Regions from separate parts of the Mus musculus genome. Here region 2 is linked to region 1. The links are chromatin contacts, found by POLR2A ChIA-PET in ENCODE. All regions are on one chromosome and are shown on one strand. The core of a region is the stretch at or near the end of the contact, and the rest is flanking DNA. Distances in the headings are between cores, read along the strand shown.

Region 1 (3,333 bases), core at 266-2,765:
TGAGCTCCAGGCCGCGACACTGTCTGTCCTTCTCCCTCTGCAGAAGCTCCCACATCTCAGGGTCACTGTCTGATAAACTCTCCTGGCCCGTCCAACCTCCAGCTGCTTCCCCAGCCTGCGTCTGGGCCACCTTGCTGTGCTGGGCCCGGGCAGCCATGCAGACCAGCTGACCACATCTCTGCAGAGGCTCAGGGCAGAAAGGCCAGGGTTAATTAAAAATTGTCCAGATCTCTTCTCCCAGCTGCCCTCAGTCATGGGTACAGATCGAGCCCTCTGGCTAAGTACGCAGCCTGGTCCGGCCAGCAGTCAGTGCTCTCTACCCCCACTTTCATCTTGAATAGCAAGTTCTAGAGTCAAAGGTTCAGATCATTATCCAAAGGGCAGTTTTGGTCAACTCTAACACAACGCATCCCTAATCACCCTGAGTGACTCTGCAAAGTCACAGAGCAAAGCTTGTGCCCCAGAAGCCCATGTCCCTCCAATTCAGGTGAGAGACACTGCGATTCCAGAGTCTCCCCACACACAGGAACAAAATGACCATCCTAAGGTCCTGGCTGCTCTTGTGGGGGACAGCGGTTCATCTTCCAGCACCCACAAAACAGCTAACAACCATCTGTAACTCCAGTTCCAAGAGATCTGATGCCCTCCTCTGACCTCTGTGGGTACCCAGGCATGCACGCAGTGCACACACAGTGCAGTTAAAATATTCATAAACATAAGAGGTGGACTTCCTGCAGGGCCTCCGGACATGAATACCTCCATGAGAGAAGATACCAAGCTAACAGGGCTTAACACCAGAGGCTTTTAAAGGGTGGTTTCCAGAGCAACCTTTAAAAAGTAGGAGGATAGACTTTTAAGCAGTTCTTGGAAAGAGTTGTGTACTGGCGGGAGTTGGGGTAGGCTGAAGGTGTTTGCCCAAAATCTTAATTTTATCTCACACTCACAGACACACACACACAGCACCTCGCTACCTCCTTCCTGCCCACACAGCAGCAGGACCCTTGCGTGATGAAAGTACTGAGGCTCGGTTGCATCATCTCCATAGCTCAGAGCTGGCGGGAAAAATTCAACTAGCGCATCGAAGCCGGGAACCCCACTTGTTTGCTAGGATATTGTTAACACAGCGTCTGCGGACCTTTACCTTAAGAGTCGTGTCAACTGGGTGACTACAAGACCCTACCTAGGTCGTCTGATCGCCAGAACTAGGGGCCCAGCCACCGCACATGTGCTGTCTCAGGGATTTCCTGGTTAAGCATCTGTTCCCCGAGGCCCCAGAACACGTGCAGCAAGGAGCCAGGAGAACCCCACTTTGGGTGGGCCTTTCCACTGATCATCCAGTAAACAGAACCCTGTTCTTACCCGAGTGGTCCGAAGCAAAGAGAAGGATACCATCGCTACAGGAGGCACAGGAGGACTAGCCACTAACTCTGTATCGGTGTAGTACCGGGGTCGAAAACCAGCTGCTCTTAGAACGCGTGCGCGAGAAAATTGCCCCCGTGAAGTTCGAGTGAAAGAGGCGTTCCCTGCGCATGCGCAGTACTGGGTTTTTTTAAAAAATTGCCTTCTGGGAATTGTAGTTTTTTACTTTGCTCTTTCCCATCTATACAAGTCCCGGTATGGAGAGCTTTGCCTGAAAAGTTCTTAGACTTAAAGCTCCTCCATGTCCTTTCTTGAAGCTCTTCAGAGTTTCTGTTTTGTTTTTCCTTCCGGTTTTCCAGGCAAGCGCTTTTTGGTTTGTTTGTTTGTTTGTTTATTTTCGTGTGGTTTATGCCTACCAAGCATATCTAGCATATGGTTCTCAGGGAGATTTAAAACATATTTAGAAGATAAATACACACAGTGAAAGCAGATATAGTTTGAAAGGGTAAAAGACTCAAATCCTTGCTTTAGGATTACAACACAAAGTCCTCCGTTTCTTCCAATGTTAAACCATGACATTGTCATTCCAGTACTAGGGAAGTGGAGACAGAGAGATTGAAAGGTCAAGGCTAGTAGCCTCAGCTACATGTGAAGTTAGAGGACAGTGGACCTCAGATGAGCCTGTCACACTTTGCCCACTCCAACACAAAGAGCTTGTAGAAGGGATTAAATGAAACTTCGCATTCGGACGCTGGCTCCGGTGGGTTGTCCTCTTCCCCTGACTCACAGCCTGCCTCCTCTGTGTCTATCCAGCTGTCAGGTGAGAGCAGAGTAGCCATCCCTCCTCTTCTCACACGGTTTGCATTCGTTTCTTATTTACATCTCCCTTACTCCCCAGCAGTCGCCCACTTCTTTTTTTGTTTTTGTTTTTTTTGGGGGGGGGGTTGTTTTGTTTTGTGTTTTGTTTTTTTGTTTTTGTTTTTGTTTTTTGTTTTTGTTTTTTGAGACAGGGTTTCTCTGTGTAGCCCTGGCTATCCTGGAACTCACTCTGTAGACTAGGCTGGCCTCGGACTCAGAAATCTGCTGGCCTCTGCCTCCTGAGTGCTGGGATTAAAGGCGTGCGCCACCACCGCTTGAGGACATCTTCTTAAGGCCTCTGCTCAGAGACACACAACCAAACCTCTTGGGGATTCCAGGAAGCAGTGGTTTTGAGAACCATTGGCCTCTGATAGCCATTTTATACCTTTACTCATTCAGTAGACATTTAGCCATGCCTTAGCCCTGGAGACACAAGGGGCTCACTAATAGTGACCCAGACAACACGAAACACTTCACTTTGTTCTCTTATACCCAGATAAGAGGGAGGGAGGGAGGGAGGGAGGGAGGGAGGGAGGGAGGGAGGGGGGGAAGGGGGGAAGGGAGGGGGGAGGGATGGATGGAGGGAAGGAGGGAGACAGAGACAGAGACATAGCCCTGTGAGTCAGGTTTTGGTGGTGGTTTTTGGGTTCAGTTTTTTTGGGGGGAGGTGGGGTGGAGTTGTTTTTTGGTTTTTGGAGACAGGGTTCCACTGTATATCACTAGCTGTCTTGGAACTCTCTGTGTAGACCAGGCTGGCTCAAACTCACAGAGCTCTGCCTGCCTCTGCCTCCCCAGTGCTGGGACTGAAGGGGTGTGCCACCACTGTGCTCACTGTGAGGTCTTTGTTCTGTTTCCTTTTCAGTGCTAGAGATAGAATCTAGGGGCTTATGTATGTATGCTGAGTGTTTTGTTTGTTTAAAAGACTTATTTACTTCTTTTATGTATAAGAGTACAATCTTGCTGTCTCCAGGCACACTAGAAAAGGGCATCAGATCTCATTACAGATGGTTGTGAGCCACCATGTGGCTGCTGGGAATTGAACTCAGGACCTTTGGAAGAGCAGTCAGTGCTCTTAACCGCTGAGCCATCATATCTCCAGCTGTTTTATTGAGGAGT
Region 2 (3,333 bases), core at 430-2,929, 42 kb after region 1:
TCTCCCAGACTTCCACAGGGCAGGTCTTTGGCAGTCATGAAATCCTCCACCCTCTGCCAACCAGTCCATTCTCTGTGTACTTGGGTTTTTTTGAAGCCACTGGCTCTGGGGCTCTAGAGAGAGAGAGAGAAAGAGAGAGCACTTTCCTGGGCTCAGCCAGGAGGGACTTGGTTGAAACCGAGGATGCCTCTTTTAGAATGGCAGAAAAATATCATGACAGCCCCTCCCCAGAGGCTCTAGGCCCAGGAAGGACAGGCCCCAGGACCAGCCCAGACAGGTGAGGTCACCAAGGCTGTGGCATTGCTTTAGTTTCCTAGTGAGGCTGATAGAAAGCATTCTGATTCCAGCTGAACTGGGGAGGGCAGGTCGCTCAGACGTGAGCCAGGACTGCTATGCAGAGGGTGTGACTCACTAGTAACCTGCACATCAAAATGAAGAAAGACAGGGTAGGCAGGACAGGTAGACCAGACTCCCTGCCTGCTCAGGCTAGCCTTGCCCAAATGGTGGGCAGTCCCGTTGCTGTCCTGTTTGACCTTTTCTTGCTTTTCTCACTTTGGGGCCTTGTGCTCACAACTGCCTTCACAATGCCTCTTGGTCACTGTAATAAGACCTCTGCTCAGCAAGGGGTTTGAACAGGCCCAGCCCATATCCTCAAGGTCAGTGAGCCTTCGCTGAAGCTTTGAGTCCCACGGTACTGTGTGATGAATGCCAGTCACAAAGCCAGAGGCATCTCCCACGGCCCTCAACCTCCCTTCATTTCTGACACTTGTATTAAGCAGCGCCCTGAGAGGTGATGCATCTCACTGAGGCCAGAAATGGTGGGCCCTGCCTGTCCCCTTTCTGTTCCCGTATGACATAGCTCCCACCCCCCAGGCCCAGCAGCTCACTTCTGGCACTCATCCAGCACAAAGGCTCTCGGGTGGTCGTCTCCGGACATGGTGATGACTGTCTCCCTCTCGAAGGCCCCTGGGCGAGTCTGGTCCACGGTGTGGCGGGTGATGGTGGATGTGGTGTAGCTTGTCCAGTACAGTGTGTCCCAGCCACGGTGATAGGCCAGGCCTTCCACAGAGCCCACATCTGTGAAGAGACAGGAACAGCTGTGGGTTGAGAAGGGCCAACCAGCAGAAGCAGAGGGGCAGCCTGGTAGGTGCTAAGGGCATGACTGGCTCCCCTGGAATTGTGGGAACCGGGAGTTCCTCCGAGGGCTCTTTGGTCAGACTTGCCAGGGCCCCAGGGCCCCTCACAGAGCCACGTCACACCACCTGCGTCATGATCCGTGGCACCTTCCTTCCTCTTCTCTTGCCCACCCCCCACTCCCGGCCTATGTGTGGTCACACTCTTCAGAAGTGGAGTTCTGTTTATTCATGTATGGGGGAGATTCCGGCTAACTGAATTCTACTATTCCTCTGGGGCCAGACTGGAAAGCTTCCTGCTTGCAGAGGCCTTGAACTGGAATTTTTTGGGGGGAGGGGGAGCATGGGGTGGTCGAGACAGGGTTTCTCTGTGTGGCCCTGGCTGTCCTGAACTCACTCTGTAGACCAGGCTGGCCTCAAACTTAGAAATACACCTGCCTCTGCCTCCCAAGTGCTGGGATTGAAGGCGTGCGCCATCACGCTGGGCTGAGCTGGAATGTTTTATAAAGCAGATGTAACTAAAAAGACAGAGCTGAACAGTGCTGTGAGCAGCAGCCAGCGGAGGCTCCGGGGCTCCCTGGGGCGTGTCTATGTGACTGCCAGAGGCGGAGCACACTGTAGGACGGACAACAGAGAGCGTGATAGGAGGGGCTGGCTCCCAGTCTCTCCTGATGGAGCTGAGATTGAGAGTATCCAGTTTAGGTGCTGGGGCTGGGCCCAACGTCCTGCACATGCTGAGCACGAGCTCCACCAGCCCTCAGACGCTCCATTTTTAGACACAGACAGGATGTCGTAGAGAAAGTGTGCCAGGAGACAGAAGGACAGAGGGACAGGTCTATTCTTTTCTATGCAGTACCTAGTCAGCACCTGGCTGGTCTGAATGGACCTCCTGGATGAAGAGAGGAACAAAGGAGGAATGGGAATAGACCTTGGGTAACACAGTGCTCACCTACCTAGCATGCACAAAGCTCTGGGTTCAAGTCCTACCACAACATAAAAAAAAAGGGTATGGTAGTGGCGCACACCTATAATCCCAGATGACCCCAGTGCTGTGCAGGCAGGAGGATCAGAAGTTCAAATCAAGGTTATGTGTGGCTACAAAATGTTTCTTAAAAAAGTAAAGGAGTGGGGCTGGAGAGATGGCTCAGAGGTTAAGATAACTGACTGCTATTCTGAAGGTCCTGAGTTCAATTCCCAGCAACTACATGGTGGCTCACAACCATCCGTAATGAGATCTGACACCCTCTTCTGGAGTGTCTGAAGACAGCTACAGTGTACTTATGTATAATAAATAAATAAATCTTAAAAAAAAAAAAAGAAGTAAAGAAGTAAAGAAGAAGGGGGTGGGGATGAGATGGCTCAGCGGTTAAGAGCACTGACTGCTCATCCAGAGGTCCTGAGTTCAATCCCCAGAAATCACATGGTGGCTCATAGCCATCCAGAATGAGACCTGATGCCCTCTTTTGGTGTGTCTGAAGAGAGTGACATTGTACTCATATACATAAAATAAATAAATCTTAAGCCTTCCGCTCCGGGAAGAAGTGGGGCTGGAGAGAGGAGGAGGAGGAGGAGGAAGAGGAAGATGAGGAGGAGGAGAAGAAAAACAAGAGGGAGAAAGGAGGAGGAGGAGAAGAAGAACAAGGAGGAGAAGGAGAAGAAAGAGGAGAAGAAGAAGAGGAGGAGGAAGGAAGGAGGGAGGAGGAGGAAGAAGGAAGGAGGGAGGAGGTGGAGGAGGAGGAGGAGAAGGAGGAAGAGGAGAAGAAAAACAAGAGGGAGAAAGGAGGAGGAGGAGAAGAAGAACAAGGAGGAGAAGGAGAAGAAAGAGGAGAAGAAGAAGAGGAGGAGGAAGGAAGGAGGGAGGAGGAGGAAGAAGGAAGGAGGGAGGAGGTGGAGGAGGAGGAGGAGAAGGAGGAAGAGGAGGAGGAAGGAAGGAGGGAGGAGGAGGAGGAGGAGGAGGAGGAGGAAGCGGCAGCAGCGGCAGCAGCAACAGCAGCAGCAAAGGGAAAACCTGAAGTGGTAAAAGGCAGTGCTGAGTGCTGAGACTCTTTCTGGTGACAGCTCTGTGGCTTTCACAGCTCTGGCAGGGCCACTGGCTGCCAGGCTCAGCTTTCATGTGCACACCCCTGAGACCCTGACTCCTGAGTTCAGGGTAAGAAGCTCGCTGGATCTGCTGACTCCCACTCAGGGAGAGTTGCACCTG

What was found. ChIA-PET counts read pairs that join two places held with the same protein, here RNA polymerase II (POLR2A).
Region 2: POLR2A ChIA-PET joins it to region 1 with 13 read pairs in embryonic stem cell. The contact joins the enhancer-like site here to the promoter of Shmt2 in region 1. POLR2A ChIA-PET finds 5 or more read pairs at or near these places in 4 of 5 experiments (Patski and embryonic stem cell).

Annotation. Positions count from the first base shown.
Region 1 is chr10:127,520,929-127,524,261 of GRCm38, forward strand. It overlaps Shmt2 (serine hydroxymethyltransferase 2 (mitochondrial)), which reads right to left and starts at 1,516. Exons shown (of 12, transcript NM_028230.4): 1 at 1,360-1,516; 2 at 1-187. The coding sequence starts at 1,392.
Region 2 is chr10:127,562,717-127,566,049 of GRCm38, forward strand. It overlaps Lrp1 (low density lipoprotein receptor-related protein 1), which reads right to left. Exons shown (of 89, transcript NM_008512.2): 42 at 888-1,077. Among named protein-coding and RNA genes, the nearest start is that of Nxph4, 30 kb to the left of the region's middle. Within about 2 kb of position 1,680, at least 2 of the 3 ENCODE cell types and tissues checked have a DNase peak (open chromatin) inside an H3K27ac peak, as active enhancers do.